Linked DNA regions of Mus musculus: region 1 is linked to region 2. Evidence: chromatin loops called from intact Hi-C (ENCODE). Cell type or tissue: heart. All regions are shown on one strand. Each heading gives the region's core, and the rest is flanking DNA. Links, peaks and the distances in the headings are about the cores only. Region 1 overlaps Mvp (major vault protein). Region 2 holds the start of Asphd1 (aspartate beta-hydroxylase domain containing 1).

Region 1 (8,786 bases), core at 487-8,486, 49 kb before region 2:
TTGCCATGCAGACATGGACCACCATCATAGCCAGACCCTCATCCATTTGCCCCATCGCTTGAGCTCCCAAGCAAGGGAGTCTACCAAGTTTTTAAAATAGTTCTAACTCTACCTGCTTGGTATTTTATGCTTTTAAAGTGACTTTATCCACTGGCCAGTGCCTTTTCTGTTATCGTTACATTGTATCTCCTTATTTCATGGGGGCAGGGGCAGGGCATGCACACCTGCTACAGACCTGCATGCGGAGGTCAGAGGACAGCTTGCAGGGGTCAGTGCTGTCCTTCCACCATGTGGGTCCTGGGGTTGAACTCAGGTCACCAGGCTTGGCAGCAAGGGCCATCACCATTGAGCAGTCTTGCCAGCTCACTCTTAAATTTTCCTTTTTTTTTTTCCCCAGTGCTAAGGATAGAACCTAGTTCATTGTGTATGCTAGGCAAGTGCTCTATATCTGTAAATCCTAATGGGTGCTTCTTGCTCTTGAGAGCCTAATAGCATAACTCTGGGTGTGTCCACGGCTGGGGAGAAAGACAATAGAAGTAACCAGGGGTCAGTGAGATGGTCCAGAAGAACTTGCTGCATAAGCCTGACAACCTGAGATCAGTGCCCCAGACCCGTGCCTGTGCTGGGAAGAGAGAACCCAGCTCCCGAGCATTTTCCTCAGACTTCCAAACATGCATGGTAATTCATGTGTAGCTACACATACACACATGAATACATAAAGTGAAAATTTTAATGAAACAATAAATAACGAGGACAAAGCAATCCTAGAAAGAATCCGTGAAGCCGGGCAGTGGTGACGCACGCCTTTAGTCCCAGCACTCGGGAGGCACAGGCAGGCGGATTTCTGAGTTCAAGGCCAGCCTGGTCTACAGAGTGAGCTCCAGGACAGCCAGGGCTACATAATGAAATCCTGTCTAGAAACCCTCCCACCACCACCACCACCACCCCACCCTGCTGCAGAGAGAGAGAGAAGGAGAGGGAGCTATCTGCCTATCTATCTATCTATCTATCTATCTATCCATCCATCCATCCATCCATCCATCTATTTATTTATTTATTTATTTATTTATTATATGTAAGTACACTGTAGCTGTCTTCAGATCTCATTATGGGTGGTTGTGAGCCACCATGTGGTTGCTGGGATTTGAACTCAGGACCTCTGGAAGAGCAATCAGTGCTCTTAACCGCTGAGCCATCTCACCAGCCCCCTTATTTATTTATTTTATGTGAGTGCACTGTTGCTCTCTTCAGACACACCAGAAGAGGGTATCAGATCTCATTACAGATGGCTGTGAGCCACCATGTGGTTGCTGGAAATTGAACTCAGGACTTCTGCTGAGCCATCTCTCCAGCCCAGCTCTGTTCTTTCTAAGTTTCAGTATTGGTTCAAGATACCACCAGGCGAAGGAGTGCCTAAGCTAGACGAATGAACGGAAGAAACAGTGGGGGCAGCCAGTTGTCACTGTCATCCTAGTCACTTAGGCAGGGAGCAGGCCAGGGAGGTGCCGTGGCTCTGTGATGCAGCAGACAGGAAATGACAGCGAGGTGTGTGGACATGTGCCTTAGAGAGCAGAGGCAGGAAGATGGTGATCTTGAGGCAAGTCTAGGTTAGACAGAAGCCGATCGGGAGATCTGTTTTCTCCATCCCAGAGTGAGGCCAGGAGATAAAGTGGCTGCCCACCTCTACAGCGCAGACCTACACGGGGAATACGGGCATCACTCGGGTGAATGTCCTGACACTATTCTTTAACAGCTTTGTAGGCTAGTTCAGCTCACACGTATCTGCTCATCTTTCCTGCCTCGTTTAGAATATTTTCAGAGACCAAATCTAGTCATTTTTATAAACTTTTAGGTTCATCTGCTTTTGTAAGGCCTCCCCTTCCTACGAGCACAAGGCAATACTGAAAGCAAAGCTACAAGATTAAAACCTGCATTTTACACCCCTTTATTCCGTCCTCCTTTCTCTTTTTTGCTTTTTGGGGGCACGGTTGCATGTAGCCCAAGCTGACTTAGAACTTGCTGTGCAATTCCATCCCTGCTTCGCCTGTTGGCGTTTATCAGGTGCTGTGATTATAGGCGTGTGCCACTACACCCCGCTTTATGTTTGAATTTCAAATCCTTCCTAGTTCAGTGATTCTCAGTCTTCCTAATGCTGCCGCCCTATACAGTCCCTCATGTTGTGGTGATCCCCAAATCGCTACTTCATAACTACTCTTTTGAATCCTAATATACATCTCTGATATGTAACCCCGGAGGGGTCATGACCCACAGGCTAAGAACCCCTGTTCTAGCACATCAGTGTGAACCAGGTCCTGCAGGTGGTGTTCGGCTGCCTAAATGTCTCTCCCAGTTTCCCACTAGGTCCCCTCCTTACACTTGTCCTCGACAGTCAGAAGAGAGTGCCCTTGGCTCAGGAGCAGTGACATCCTCCTTAGTTCTTCAGACCTGGTGGCCCTGGGCCCACTCCTACCTTGTATATCACACTAGGATTTTAATGGAGATACACAAAGATGGCTGGGTGTGTGGCTCGGTGGGAGAACACTTGCTCAGCATTCACAAGGCCCTGTTCTGATCCACAGCAGTGTGGACCTCTCAGAGACTGGTGCTGTGGCTCTGGTCTCCAAGTATCAGGTTTGAGCTCGGAATCACAGCTTGAACACTCATGACCCTTCTTTCCCTGCAGGACATCACCCCGCTGCAGGTGGTTCTGCCCAACACTGCCCTGCATCTGAAGGCATTGCTGGACTTTGAAGATAAGAATGGAGACAAGGTCATGGCAGGAGACGAGTGGCTGTTTGAGGGACCTGGTGAGTTCTGTCCCCATCTCTTGGTGCTTGTCTGGGCCGGGGCTTCCTGCCTTTCTCCCATAACCCTGACATCTTTGGCTGTGAGCATCAGCTGTCTCCTCCTCTCCTTCCCCAGGCACCTACATCCCACAGAAGGAGGTGGAAGTCGTGGAGATCATTCAGGCCACAGTCATCAAACAGAACCAAGCTCTGCGGCTCAGGGCCCGCAAGGAATGCTTTGACCGGGATGGCAAGGAACGGGTGACAGGTGGGAATGACTGCAGCACTGTGGTGGATGGGCAGGCAGGAAGGAGGGAGGGCCTGCAGGGAAAGCAAGAGGAACCACGTGAAGCCAGAGAAGTGAGGTGTGTGTGTATGTGTTTTGTTTTTGTTTTGTTTTGTTTTTGAGACAGAGTTTTTCTGTGTAGACCAGGCTGGCCTGGAACTCAGAGATTGCCTGCCTCTACCTCCCAAGGGCTGGGATTAAAGGTGTTTACCAGTACTGCCCAGCATATGTCTGTCTTCCATTGTTTGTTTATGTTGTTGTTTTAAAGATTTAAAATATATATTTATATAATTACCTTATTTTTATGTGTATAAGTGTTTTGTATGTCTGTATGTCTGTATGCACCACTTTGTGTCTGGTGCCCATGGAGGCCACAAGAGGGTGACAGATCCCTGGAACTGGAGTTATAGACAGTTGTGAGCCACCATGCGGGTGCTGGGAACTGAACCCCGGTCCTCTGGAAGAACAGCCAATGTTCTTAACCACTGAGCCATCTTCCCAGGTCTGTTCCTTTTGAGACAGTGTCTCATGTAGCTCTGACTGACCTGGTATTCAATGTGTAGTGCATGATGGCTTCAAACTCATGGTAATCCTTCTGCCTCAGCCTTCCGAGTCCTGGGAGTATAAATGCATTCCCACGCCTGATTTCTCCCAGTCTCTCCTGAGGTCTACCAGCTGCATCTTGCACACGCACTTCCATGCTAGCCTTGAGCCTGCATTCACACCATGATAGCGTCTTACTGTCCCCACTCTGTAACATAAACTGTGGGCACTGGACACATGTTACCTGGTTCTAGATCAAAGGTGAGATATTCACATACATTCAAGATGATAGATGGTATTTTATTTAGTCCCCTGACAAGTGTGAGACTCTTTTTTTTTTAAGATTTATTTATTTATTTATTTATTTATTTATTTATTTATTTATTTATTATAAGTACACTGTAGCTGTCCTCAGACACTCCAGAAGAGGGAGTCAGATCTCGTTAAGGATGGTTGTGAGCCACCATGTGGTTGCTGGGATTTGAACTCCTGACCTTCGGAAGAGCAGTCGGGTGCTCTTACCCACTGAGCCATCTCACCAGCCCAAGAGTGAGACTCTTACTGTTCCCATTTATCCACAGCAAGACTGACGCACTTTTGTAGGGTATGTGGCCATGCAGGGCAAGACTGTGATTTGCTACTGGGCAATGACTTTCTCAGGTCTATGAGAGGCCCTTTTACCCATTGCAGGAGCATGAAAAATTAGTCTTTGGTGCTTAGAGACAACATCGCAGGGTGCACCTGTAGCACTGATGTGACATTCTAGAAGGCCCTTTGTGGTTTTTGACTTTTGAGATAGGTTTCTTTCCCTGCATAGCCCAGGTTGGCCAAAAACTCCCTATCCTACAACATCAATCTCCTGAATGCTGCGATTATGGGTATGTGCCACCATGCCCAGCCTCTAAAAGTTTTATAGGTTTGTTTTGTTTTTGTTCTTGTTCTTGTTCTTGTTTTTAAAGATTTATTATATGTAAGTACACTGTAGCTGCCTTCAGACACTCCAGAAGAGGGCGCCAGATCTTGTTATGGGTGGTTGTAAGCCACCATGTGGTTCCTGGGAATTGAACTCAGGAACTTCGGAAGAGCAGTCAGTACTCTTAACCGCTGAGTCATCTCTCCAGCCCCCTGTTTTTGTTTTTGTTTTTAATTCTTCTGGGAAAGAGGTTAGTTTTCCTCTGGCCTCAGAGAAAGCAGTGGCTTCAAGGACCTTGTTAGGTGCTCAACTCTAGGGACAGTGGCTTTTCTTTGCCTTCAAAGCCCAGCTGGTCCTGGTCTCTGGGCTGCCACGCAGTGATGGTGGGTGACTGGCTGTCCTTCCTGCTCCTGACCCAGGTGAGGAGTGGCTGGTCCGATCCGTCGGTGCTTATCTCCCCGCTGTCTTTGAAGAGGTGCTGGATCTGGTGGACGCTGTGATCCTTACAGAAAAGGTTTGTGCTTGGGTGTGGGGAGAGAAGCTGGCAGTGCTCAGAGGGCAGACAAGGTGCAAGGAAGGAGCAGGCATCGTCCCTATGCACACTAGAGAAATCAGGTCAGATCTCCCGAGGAGAGTCCTGGAGTATCCTCCAGGGTAGGTAGACATTGTCCCCGAGACCTGGGATCAAGTTAGGGGCCTATGGTGTTCCCAGATCCAAAGCACTGGCAGCAGGAAGGTGGCAAGAGGCCTCCACAAGTACCCTGTGTCTCCACCTGCAGACGGCCCTGCACCTCCGGGCTCGGCAAAACTTCAAGGACCTTCGGGGAGTGGCCCACCGCACTGGGGAGGAATGGCTAGTGACGGTGCAGGACACGGAAGCCCATGTCCCGGATGTCTATGAGGAGGTGCTGGGGGTGGTGCCCATCACCACCCTGGGACCTCGACACTACTGTGTTATCCTTGACCCAATGGGACCAGATGGCAAGAACCAGCTGGGACAAAAGCGTGTTGTCAAGGTAAGGCCATCTCCACCTCAGAGCTGTGACAAGGGAGACCCTTGAGCAGCAAGCGGCCTTCTCATCTGTCTTGCTCCACGTCTTCCAAACAACACATATGTTTTAGAAATACCTTTAGTATTTTTGCACACAGGTTTATATTCCTGACACGCTGTCCTATTTGCTTACCCTGGGCCTTAGGCTTCTCCTGAAGTTTCTGGAACTTTTTCTCCCAATTTCTGGAACCTTTGTCATGCTGCATAAAATAAATCTCACAGCCCCCAGCCCCCATGCTCTTTCTCCCCTATCCTGCCTCCTGTGAGAACCGTTAGGGCTCAGCAAGCTACCCCTACAAAGGCAGGGACTAGATAGTTTAGGGCTTGTGTGGATGAGATTTCTGCTGAAGTTATCCAACTAGGCTATTGCCACAGCATCATGGAAACAACAAGGAAGCGAAACTAGAAACGAGGTGTGCAAAAGGCAGGTACACTGGGGAGGTTAAGGCAGGAGGATCAGGAGCGCAAGGGCCATAGTGAGCTTTGGGGTCACCCTGGATACATGACATCATCTCTTAAGAAAGGAAAAGAAAGGAAGGGGTGAGGAGGCTTAAAAGTAAAAACAACCCTTGCGAGATGTGGTGGCGCAGGGCCCGAATCCCAGCTTAATCTCCGGAGGCAGAGGCAGGCAGATCTCTGAATTCTAGGCCAGACTGGTCTACAGAGCGAGTTTCAGGCCAGCAAGGATGACTTAATGAGACCCTGTCTCAAAAACAAACAGAACAACCTAAAGTGTCAATCATTTGATGGGTTGGTGTTTAAAATGTGTGGCTGTGAATTTGAGGCCAACTTGGGCTACCCAGCAGGAGCCCTTCTCAATGGGGAGGGAAACCTACAACACAGGTATCTATATTCTCACTTACCTGGGAGGCTGATACAGGAGTCCAGAAGTTCAAACCCATTCTGGTTCCATATCATCATTGGGAGCAGGTCAGATTTGACTCTAAGAGTTTGCCTACCCTCAAATCCTCAACCCCAAATCCTCAAATTCTGCCAATATCAAGAAAACAAACAGTGGGAGAAATGAAACACCTATTGTTATAGGTGTTTCCCTGGCCATCCTAACACTCACTCTGTAGACCAGGCTGGCCTCAAACTCAGAAATCCACCTGCCTCTGCCTCCCAAGTGCTGGGATTAAAGGCGTGCGCCACCACTGCCCGGCCTCCCTCAGTCTGCTAACCTAGACCTAGTCCTGGAAACTGCTAGCCTCTGTACAGTCTAATCTAGGCCTAGAATGTTTCCAGCCTCTGAGACTCACTGCGACATATGCTCACTCTTTATTGTTCTTTCTGAGCTCAGCTCTTCTGGCTCAAGCTCTTCTCTGTGCTGACCGATTCAAACTGGCCTCTTTCTCCACCTCCGACTGAATTGATCTGCTTGGCGTCAAACTAACTCTGGCAATCTGTTCTCATCTTCTGGCTCCTTCTCATTCTCTCGCTCAATCTGTCTTCACCCGTGTCTAGTGTATTCTCTCTACAACCTATCTCTGTAAAAGGCTCCCATTAAACCTCCTTTTTTGCTTTCTGCGCTGCTCTCTCTTAAGTAGCCTCTCATTTTTTTCTCTGTTCTTGTAAGGGTTGGGCATATCCTGTTCTGTCAAATCCTTCTCTGAGTGTCTGCCATTTAGTTAGATGTCACTTTCAAACATGGGTGCTTCCTTGTACAAACTAACTCTACTGTCGTTGTTTAGGATTAAAGGTGTGTTTTAAGGGCATGTCTGTATTTCAGCCCGAGTAGCTATATTGCTGGATTAAAATCCCTCTACACAGTATGGGAATGGGAAAGTGCCACCAGAAGACCTGGCTCAAGGTCATGCAATAGTGGCAAGCCAGGAGGCTATATTGAGGCAGTATGGCCAGAGAGACACCATGACCTAACATCCCCTTTTTTCCCACTAGGGAGAGAAGTCCTTTTTCCTCCAGCCAGGAGAAAGGCTGGAACGAGGCATCCAGGATGTGTACGTGCTGTCAGAGCAGCAGGGGCTCCTGCTGAAGGCGCTGCAGCCCCTGGAGGAGGGGGAGGGGGAGGAGAAGGTCGCCCACCAGGCTGGAGACCGCTGGCTCATCCGAGGGCCCCTGGAGTATGTGCCATCTGCCAAAGTGGAGGTGGTGGAAGAGCGTCAGGCTATCCCTCTGGACCAAAATGAGGGCATCTATGTTCAGGATGTCAAGACGGGAAAGGTACCAGCTGTGGGATGGGAGGTACCGGTGGTGGCTTCCTCTGGGCAAGCAGGTAGAGTTGATGGAGAGAGGCAGGTTGGGAGAAGACTCATACAGCAGCAGCCAGGTGGCCATGCCATACTCCATTTGTCATCTTTGTCCTAAATACCTAATTTTACATTTCAGAGACTCCAGCTGAGAGGATGGGCTAGGCTTTAGGACAGGAGTTCTGCCCTGATGCAGATGTGGTCCGAGCATAAAGGTCTTGGTGGACTTTTGCTGCTTCACCTAAACCTTGACCTTGGTTTTACTTGGGGTGACACTGCCAACTTTCCCCCTGAGACTCTAATGTAGAAACAATTCAGAGCCAGAGGCAGCACTCGTGTATATAAGGCGCTTCCTAGGATCACAGCTGAAGTTCTGATGCACACCACATTGCTTCAGCAAAGGAAAACCCTAGAAATAATACCAGGCACTTACTACATACCAAGTGTGGTTCTTTGAATTAGACGTGTGAGCCCTTCCTCATTCTGAAACCCCAGATGGCCCATTGTACAGATGAGCAAGTGAGGCATGAGCAATAGCTTGAGAAAAAGCGAGCAGACGGCAACCAAGCTGGAATGCAGTCTTCCTGCAGACACCTGCTTTAACCAGGACACTGTGCTAGCCCTGGGCAGGGTGGGCTCAGGGCTGAAAGGATGATGGTTCTCCCTCCTGCCCTCTCTGAAAATGCCTCCCCTAGGTGCGGGCTGTGATTGGAAGCACCTACATGCTGACTCAGGATGAAGTCCTGTGGGAAAAGGAACTGCCTTCTGGAGTGGAGGAGCTGCTGAACTTGGGGCATGACCCTCTGGCTGACAGGGGTCAGAAGGGCACAGCCAAGGTCCTTCAGCCCTCAGCTGCAAGGAACAAGACCCGAGTGGTCAGCTACCGTGTCCCCCACAACGCAGCGGTGCAGGTGTACGACTACAGAGCCAAGAGAGCCCGGTGAGCCAGCAGAGGCCTCTGCGGGGTCCCGGGGTCCCCAGGGAAGCTCTCAGGGCGGCT
Region 2 (8,786 bases), core at 231-8,230:
CTTATCTGGAGAGATGCTCCCCAGAGCACATCTTATCGGACACTCAGGGAGTCCCAGGCTGGGTTGAGAGCCAAGATCAGAGGAGTGGCTCCAATCTGCCCTCTCCCTCACTGAGTTCCAGCTCCTGGTCTCTGGGCCTTCAGTGAGAACCTTAATTAGTACTAACCCTGGACAGCTCTAGCAGGGTGTGCTTTGGGACTGCTTTCTATTCCTCCCCAGTGAAATACTCCCCTGATCCCTAAACTCTGAGGAGAGTCTGACAGCATCTCCCAGACTGCTTCCGCAGTGCCAGCTTTCTCTCAGGGTTTTTGCCTCTGCAGACTCTCTCTCTCTCTCTCTCTCTCTCTCTCTCTCTCTCTCTCTCTCTCTCTCTCTCTGCAGTCTTTGCAGCCTCTGTGCCTTCTCTAGACTCTGGTTGGGGATCAGAGTAGAGTCAGGGATTGAATATCCCTGATTGTGTTCATCTGCCTTTGTCCATATGTCCAAGAACATTTGTGTGTACAGCGCCTGGCATCTCTCCCAGTACCTCCATCTCCCACCCAGGTACCCTGCCTGCTTCTACCGCCTCCGCAGAAATCCACCCAACTTCCCTCAGCTCTTCTTCCCGAATTTTAACCCCTAAGATACAACTAAATGCTCTTCTTATTCATTTCTCTATCTCCTTAAAATTAGGAGTTCAAGGGCTCCGTGTAACAGTCAAAGAGCCTTGGCTTGCCCCTTCCCAGTCAACTGTGCCCCTCCCCTCCCCCACAAGCTCGGAAGACTCAATATCTTCAGAGAAAGAAGGTAGAAGACCCGCGAGAACCTTCCCAGGGCCCACCCCCACATGTCCTTACCCTCAATCCAGGCACAGCTCAGCAGAATTAGGAGCAGCAGCTGGGAAGGCGGCGGGTGCTGGGCCTTGGGAGTCCCCATGGCGACTCACACTAATTTCTCTCCTCTGTGGCTCTTCTGAATAATCTCGCTGTCACTTTCCCTCTGCGTCCTTTTATCTTTTCCTTTAATTTTGCTTTCCTGCTAAGGGTCGGCAAAGGAAGGCAAATTTTCTTCCTTTGGGATGGAGAAGCAGAATTGGCCTAGAGGTTGCTTGGAGTCCGCCCCCTTTTGCTCAATCTTTATCCTTTGCTCTGCGATCTATGGCAAAGGGGGGCGCGGCTCCCGCTGCGGGGGGTGGGGCCGAGAGGGCCGAAGGTTATCCCCTTGTTCGGGAGCTTGGGCCCATCGGGATGGATAGATAGATAGCCGGGGAAAGTGGGAGGGGAAAGGCAGCTTCCGAGGGTCCAGGGTGGGCTTGAGGATCCAGAGGGCCCTTATGAGGTTCAACCGGGGCTTATCTCGGAGAGGAAGAGGGAAAGGGTTGCGGAACCAGGGAAGCTGAAGCTCGGCCACTGGAGCTGCGGGAGGGAGAAGCTGAGAAAGGTGTCAAGCCCACGTCAGATCCTGGGGACGGGTGAAAGGAGGGGCCTGGGATTTATTCTCTGACGAGGGAGGAGGAGGAAGTGCAGATGGAGGAAGGAGGGATGCCGAGCCAGGACTGCACTTCCCGAGGCCCCTAGGGGAGAGGAAGGAAACTCTGGTCCCAGTAGTAATTAGGTTCCCTCCCGGCGCCATTCCAGAACATCTGGTATCTGCACCTGGTCTTCCTAAGGTGTCAAGAGTAGGCACAGCTTGGTTCACGTCTTCCTGGCCTGTCCAGTATGTCCTCTGTCCACACCCGGACCTCCCCGCGGGCCTTCACTATGCCCTTTATGGAAGCTCAGGTGGGATGGGCTCGCCCCTCCCGCAGGAAAATGGGGAGTATCCAGGTTTGTAAGGAGCCTGATGGGTATGTGTTGAGACTCCCTTCTCTAGCAGGCGACCTGACAGAGACCTGCAGCCTAGCGGCTACCACCCGTGATCTACTGGCTCTGCCACTGAGCAAGCGAGTGCCCTTTCAGCACCTGGGCGCGAGGACAGCTCCCGGCCCCGCCTGCACGGGCGGCCTTGAAGCCACTGATTGGCTGAAGCCGCTTTCGCGAACCCGCGTCTTGCTCTGTGCTGGCTCTGGCGTAGCCAAGCCAGGGGAAAGGGGAGTCACAGGCCGACCTCTCCAGGGACCCGCAGGCCCACGGCCGGACTCGCAGTTCCAGAGCACCGGCCTCACGAGCGGGTCAGGGCTCTCGCCCCGCCCCCGAGTCTGCCCTGCCCTTCTTTTCGCATTGCGGGGCGGCTAGAGGTTGGCACTGTGTCCCTGTACCCCACGTGGCGCTCGGTCAGGGCTGGGGGAGGGGGTCTGGAGCGGCAAATCCAGAGAGAAGTCTCCCCCCACCCCCCTTGCAGGGCTGGGCTGCGGCTGCCTCTGGGAGGGGTCCTGGGTAGCTAAACAGAGAGGGTTGCGGGAAGGAGTGACGTCAGGGTGAGTGGGCGCCCAAGAAGGGGTGTGTAGGAGGTCGGGAATCGGAGAGGACAGACCCGACCCTTTCGAGGGAGAAGACAGGTCAAGGAGAGAGGAAAGAGAAAGAGCCGCTATAGAGTGGGGCTGCGGGCCAGGTGGAGTAGGAACCGCTGTTGTCAGGGGAAGCTAGAAGAAAAAGAAGGGGTCGATAAGGAAAGGGGGGCTGGAGTGGAGGGAGGAGAAACCAGCTGAGACTGGGAGACTGAGGGTGGAGAGAGGAAAGGAAGAGGAGACTGCGGGAAGGGGAAAGGAGAGAGGAACCACAGAAGGAAGAGAGAACAAGAGTGATCTCCGAGTGGAGACAAATAGAAAAGGAAGGGGAGAAAGAAAGAGGGAAGTGAGGGGAAGGTTTGTTGGGGGGCCTGTAGGAGGAGTGAACAGGAGTGGGGATGTGGAAGGGAGGGAATCAGGAAGCAGTCATCGAGGGGTCAGGTGGAGAACTGGGGGTACCAGGGAGCTGGGGTCTGCAAGATGCAGCTTGCCACTTAGCCAGGGCCTCTTTGCCTATCATGTTTCCATGGCCACTGCCTCTAGGCTCCTCAGCCCTTACTATGCTCCTCGGAGCCCTCACTTCTCTGTTCCTTTGGTATTGCTACCGACTGGGTTCCCAAGACATGCAGGCCCTGGGGACCGGGAGCCGAGCTGGGGGTGTTAGTGGTATGCCTGATGTATGTTCTCAGACTGGCCCAAGGGGCCTTGGGGATTCTGGAGAAGGACCCAGGGCAGAAGGTCTAGTGAGCAGGCGGCTTCGGGCCTATGCCAGGCGTTACTCCTGGGCTGGGATGGGTAGGGTGAGGCGGGCAGCTCAGGGAGGCTCTGGCCTCACAGGAGGGGCAGGGGTCATGGGCATTCAGCGCCCTGGCTTACTTTTTCTACCAGACCTGCCTTCGTCCCCCTTTGTACCACGTGATGCCCAGAGGCATGACGTGGAGCTCCTACAGAGCAGCTTTCCCGCCATTTTGCGGGACTTCGGGGCTGTGAGCTGGGACTTCTCAGGAACTACTCCTCTGCCTCGGGGCTGGTCCCCACCCCTGGCCCCTGGGTGCTACCAGCTCCTGCTGTACCAAGCAGGCCGATGCCAACCCAGCAACTGCCGGCGGTGCCCAGGAGCCTATCGGGCACTGAGGGGGCTACGGAGCTTCATGAGTGCCAATACCTTCGGCAATGCTGGCTTTTCCGTTCTACTGCCTGGGGCCCGGCTTGAGGGCCGCTGTGGACCCACCAATGCTCGGGTTAGATGCCATCTGGGTGAGTATAGCCTGTCTACAAACCTTCCATCTTTCCTACTTTACTACCTCTTTCTGCACTTTGGTTCTTTTCTCAGAATCTTCCCCAACCAGATCTGAGTTCTGTTTTTATGCATCTATCCAGTCAGTGGTGGCTTACACAGTGTCCCACGCTGACTCTTTGTCTCCAACCACCAGCCACCCTCCCCCCTTTTAACTTAAAAGAAATTCTCACTGAAATGTAAGTGGTCAGTGTTACTTGCCCTGAAGAGGAAATACCCAGAAAATGAATTTTAAATTGTAAAAAGAGACTGCTTGGAGCAGGGCATGGTCTTGCATGCCTGTAATCTCAGCACCTGGGAGACTGAGGCGAGGATCACAAGTCTGAGGCAAGCCTGGGTCTTATTTCTCTTTTATTTAGTCTAGGGAGTATAGTGAGATAATCTACATCTCACTATGTAGTACTGGCCTGGAATCTAAATACAGGCCAGTTGGCCTCAAACTCACTAAGATCTGCCTCCCACTACCTCCTGAGTTCTGGGATCAAAGGTGTGAGCAGTAGGTAGCCTACTTTATTTAGGCTTCTTCGCTGATAAGTAGCAATGTTAGTGGGGTGTTCAATAGCACCAACCTGGCATTTTCTGTTTTCAGACACACCAGAAGAGGGCGTCGGATCTCACTACAGATAATTGTGAGCCACCGTGTGGTTGCTGGGAATTGAACTCAGGACCTCTGGAAAAGCAAGCAGTGCTCTTAGCCGCTGAGCCATCTCCCTAGCCCCCTGAGATTTTCTAATGTTCTAAAGATTGAAAGAAAATTGGGAAAGTAAATATTATGACTTCAGCTTAGCATAAATCTCTGTGTACTGCCAGCTGGGTGGATCTTATGATTTGGGGCATACTACTTTTCCTACCAGACCTGCCTTCACCCCTCTGTGCCATGTGACACCCAGAGGCATGACGTGGAGTTCCTACAGAACAGTTTCCCTGCCAGTTTACAGGACTTGGGGCTTCTCAGGGACCACCCCTCTGCCTCAGGGCTCATCCCAACCCCTGGTCCCTGGGTGAGGGCTTTTTGGCTGCTCCCTGGAGATACCATGCACATGTTGGACTTTTAACCTTCATAAGGTTGGGAACACTACCCAGTCTTAAGGACGACTTTCCGGAATGTCTTACTTACGTCAGAGTCGGCTGTTTTCTCAGCACACTCGACTAAGGTCCTGGGGTCAGACTGGATCCATTAGTTTTGCCTCATGGGAGAGGTGCCCAGTACACAGTAGATTCTGGAACTGAATTGACAGAAAGTCCAGGAGGAGATGGTTTAGGGGAGATTTCTTCCAAATGACAGATATGCTTCCCAAAGCAGGACTTCCACAGAATCTGGCCTGTGAGGCCCATTGAGTGGGCAGGCCCCCTGAACACAGGCAGGAATGGTGGATTCCATTCCCATTCTCTCTTCACAGGCCTGAAGATCCCTCCTGGTTGTGAGTTGGTTGTTGGTGGTGAGCCCCAGTGCTGGGCTGAAGGGCACTGCCTCCTGGTGGACGACTCCTTCCTGCACACAGTGGCTCATAATGGTAATAGGACTCACATTCTGGTGGGTCAGGGGACCAAAGACCTGGAGGGATTCCAGCCAATCTGCTCTCAGCAGCACTGTTTTGGGACTGCACAGCCTTGGGCGAGCCACAGCTCCTCCAATCACCTGTGGGGCATCTGCCTTCTTTACCGGGTGACTGTGCATATGGGCTAGGCCCATAAGCTAGACTATCTGCACCCCTATCCTCTTGCTGTGAAACCTTAGGCATTTATTTAATCATATCATGCCTGTCAGCTGGTATAAAATGTACCCGTTTTGGGCACACAGAGCTACCACTGTAAATGCCAGGTATGGTGAAACTCAGGAGGCTGAGCCAGGAGGATGGTGAGTTTAAGGGCCGGGCTACAGGATGAAACCGTGGCTTAATGAACAAATATGCACCACTGGTGAGGGCCTGGTGCTGACTTTGCTTTCCTCAGTCTATACTATGAATCCTAGCACATGAGTTCTGGTATCAGCTGCTGTCTCCATCCCTGTGTGCCCTAGGATCCCCTGAAGATGGGCCTCGAGTGGTCTTCATTGTGGACCTCTGGCATCCTAATGTGGCTGGGGCAGAACGCCAAGCTCTCGACTTTGTCTTCGCTCCAGACCCTTGAGAGACGCTTCTGGCACCTGAGCTGAGTGATGCTGCACTCACGGACAGCCTGAGTGGTGGTCAGGACCTCTTCTCCACCTCCTCAGCCAGCATTGAATACAAATTCTCAATCCTCTCCTAAGTCCTGATTCTTTCCTTCCCAGTTACCAATCCCAGGCCAGGGCTTGGGACAAGGGGCTCATGTTTCTACCACAAAACAGCCAGGCATAAGCATCTCTCTCTTTTTTTTTTTTTTTTTTTTTTTTCCGAGACAGGGTTTCTCTGTATAGCCCTGGCTGTCCTGAAGCTCATTCTGTAGACTAGGCTGGCCTCGAACTCAGAAATCCTCCTGCCTCTGCCTCCCAAGTGCTGGGATTAAAGGCATGTGCCATCACTGCCCAGCACATCTTTTTTGTTTTTTGTTTTTGTTTTTTTCCGTAGCATCTTCTTAACATAAGCGTCTCAGCATCCCTCACCCGAGAGTCAGCAGCAGACCTTCAGCTCAACTTTATTCCAATAATTTAATAGAAAATTAAAATAATAAATAATATGAAACAGATCACGATAGCAGAGCTGGCACAGGTCCAGGCCAGCCTAGTACAAAGTTAGGGAGGTGGCGGATGGTGGGGCAGGAGGGGCAAAGTACTCTGTTGCAATGGCGGAAAGCAGCTTGGAGTGTGGCTGATAGCACTGTCCTTTCTACACGTGTGTTCAATGTATTAACAAAACAGAAAGGGAATCAGATGGTAAGAGAAAGATGGCAGAACAAGGATGTAGAGGAGGGGCGGTCACTGGCTTTCTGAAGAGCGCCGCCAGAGGGAAATGCTGGAATGTACCATGTGGTTAGCAGTGAGTGGTGATGACTGGAAGGAAAGGGCTCACTGAAAACAGCATGCAACGAGGGGACAGAGGGAAGACCCACGACTTGGCCAGCAGAGCCGGGGCAAAGAGACAGAGGGACTAGGTCCCAGAAGCAAGAGGACAGCGGGGGAAGGCCAAGGTCAGTCCTTGAAGACAATCTGTTGGCCGTGGGGACGCTCATCGTGGGTGATATGGCGGCGGACGTGAATCCTCCGGACACGGTGCTCTCGGTTCTCTTCATCGTCCCCTCGGCCTGCCCCACCACCTCCAGCTGCACCCCCTGTGGCCTCCAGGAGAGCGAGATCTGGGCCACGGGAATTCTCATAAATTAAGATGTTCAGTGTCTCCTCAAAGATCCGAGCCTCAGGGAATTCCACCTGCAAAAGGCCAGCAACCCATAGCTCCTACCTCTGGCCCAGTCCCACAGCGCTTCCCCAGCGGCTCCTCTGTGGGCTCCTCCAGGCCCCAAAGGCAGTTAGACTTGTTTTCTTTCCTTCACTGCCCAGGCTCTTGGAATGCTTTTTCATTTAGTAAGTCCTGAGTACTGCCACTATCCCTGGGTTGTTCCAAGCATCAGGAACGTAGTATTATAAACAAATGCTTGCCCTCAGCATGTTGGAAGTCTAGGGGGAGAACACAGACTCATTCTTCCTAAGATATATATTAAGTCAGATGATGACATCTTATGAAGAAAGCTGGAAAGGGGATGTGAATAGCCTTTCCCAAGAGAGTTTCATCTTTCAGTAGGGAATTCAGACAAGGCCTTGCTGGGAATGTGGTGTTTGACCAACTCAAGAGAGGGAGGTGGACAGCTAGGGAAAGCACACTGAGGGGTGGCAGCAGGACAGGAACGCATCTCAAGTGCCAGGACAGAACAAAGACAAACAGAGGAAGACACAGGAAAAGGGGCAGTCTGCTGGGCAGTGTTGAAAAGGATACAATGAACCCAGAGTCTCATGCATGCTGGACCAGTTCTACTGTTGAGCTACACCCATACTCTTAATTGTTTATTACTGAATTCATTATTTTAAGACAGTCTCACTAGATTGCCCAAGATGGCCTTGAATTTGCAATCCTCCTGTAAGAGGCCAGCCAGTAAGATTGAGTTCGACTGCTTCCCGTTAGAAGTGATTATAGGTGTACACCACCACACCTTCCTCTTAAGCTACCTCTTCAGATCTTCCTAATTGCAGGGGGAAAAACCCTGCGGGAAGATGAGGTACTTTCCATTTCTTTGACCAGTGTTTCTTTGTCCTTCCACTAGGTGACAAGTATCAGACTAATACTGGCTAGGGGACATTGGAAAGGAAAAGGTATAGTATTGCTCTGCAGCCAGTGTTCTACCCAAGACAACAGCACTTTGTGCAGCTAAAAAGGGGGTTGACAACTTTGTCTGGGGCAGTTGCATTGAGATTCCATGAGCAAATGTGTCCAGGGAGAAACGATGCCCGGCTTGGGTTCATTAGGCGACAGGCGACAGGGATTGACTGCTCATCAGACACCACTAAGGAAGCTCTGCACGGTCAACAGGCTGCCTCTGGGGTTTGCAGTGGGGCAGTGCCTAACACAGATTGGGTATTGAGACAGTTTTAAATTTTAACTAATTAATTTTTATATGTGTGGGTGTTTTGTCTCCATGCTTGTCTGTGTATCACTCGAATGCAGTGCCCCTGGGGGCCAGAAGAGAGTGTTAGATCCCCTGGGACTGCAATTGTGAACTTCCAGGTGTGTGCTGGGAATCAAACCCACATCCTCTTAAAGAGCAACCAGTGCTCTTAACCGCTCAGCCATCTCTCCAGCCCTGGATACTGTGAAATGTCCACTGATGGCTACTACATTCACAGCATCAACTCAGAAGGTCTGGAGGTTTTAGTTTTTCCTTTTAATGACAGAATTTTACTATGCTGCCCTGGCAGGTCCAGAACTGCCTCAGAGTATTGAAGCTGAAGGTCTGCACCACGTGCCTGAGAGGTGTACAATTCTGGCTGTCTAAGCGGATGTTGAAGGATTGCAAGTTCAAGGCCACCCTGTGCAGCATATTAAGACTGTCTCAAAACAAAACGAGACAGCAAAGGGCTGGGGAGGTGGCTCTGTG

What was found. A loop is a pair of places that touch in the nucleus more often than their neighbours do. Peaks named below come from ENCODE experiments on the same cell type or tissue, not always from the same donor. Only the 100,000 strongest peaks of a DNase experiment are listed, where the experiment ranks them.
Region 1: a loop joins it to region 2, with 2.2 times the contacts of the local background. A loop is called at or near these places in 3 of 42 quality-filtered maps.

Annotation. Positions count from the first base shown.
Region 1 is chr7:126,992,494-127,001,279 of GRCm38, reverse strand. Mvp (major vault protein) reads left to right here. Exons shown (of 15, transcript NM_080638.3): 4 at 2,684-2,807; 5 at 2,923-3,054; 6 at 4,948-5,042; 7 at 5,308-5,544; 8 at 7,479-7,760; 9 at 8,482-8,726. Among named protein-coding and RNA genes, the nearest start is that of Mvp, 18 kb to the left of the region's middle. In heart, for the core only: a CTCF peak has its summit at 4,621 (motif pointing right); no DNase peak of the experiment used is centred there.
Region 2 is chr7:126,943,167-126,951,952 of GRCm38, reverse strand. It overlaps Kctd13 (potassium channel tetramerisation domain containing 13), which reads right to left. Exons shown (of 6, transcript NM_172747.2): 6 at 6,344-7,068. The coding sequence ends at 6,832. It overlaps Asphd1 (aspartate beta-hydroxylase domain containing 1), which reads left to right and starts at 2,794. Exons shown (of 3, transcript NM_001347657.2): 1 at 2,794-3,682; 2 at 5,123-5,236; 3 at 5,743-5,966. The coding sequence starts at 2,824. The coding sequence ends at 5,852. It overlaps Sez6l2 (seizure related 6 homolog like 2), which reads right to left and starts at 1,418. Exons shown (of 18, transcript NM_144926.5): 1 at 837-1,418. The coding sequence starts at 915. In heart, for the core only: a CTCF peak has its summit at 5,210 (motif pointing left); DNase peaks (open chromatin) are centred at 1,442, 1,962 and 5,192; H3K4me3 peaks cover 1,595 bases; H3K27ac peaks cover 360 bases; H3K27me3 peaks cover 2,851 bases.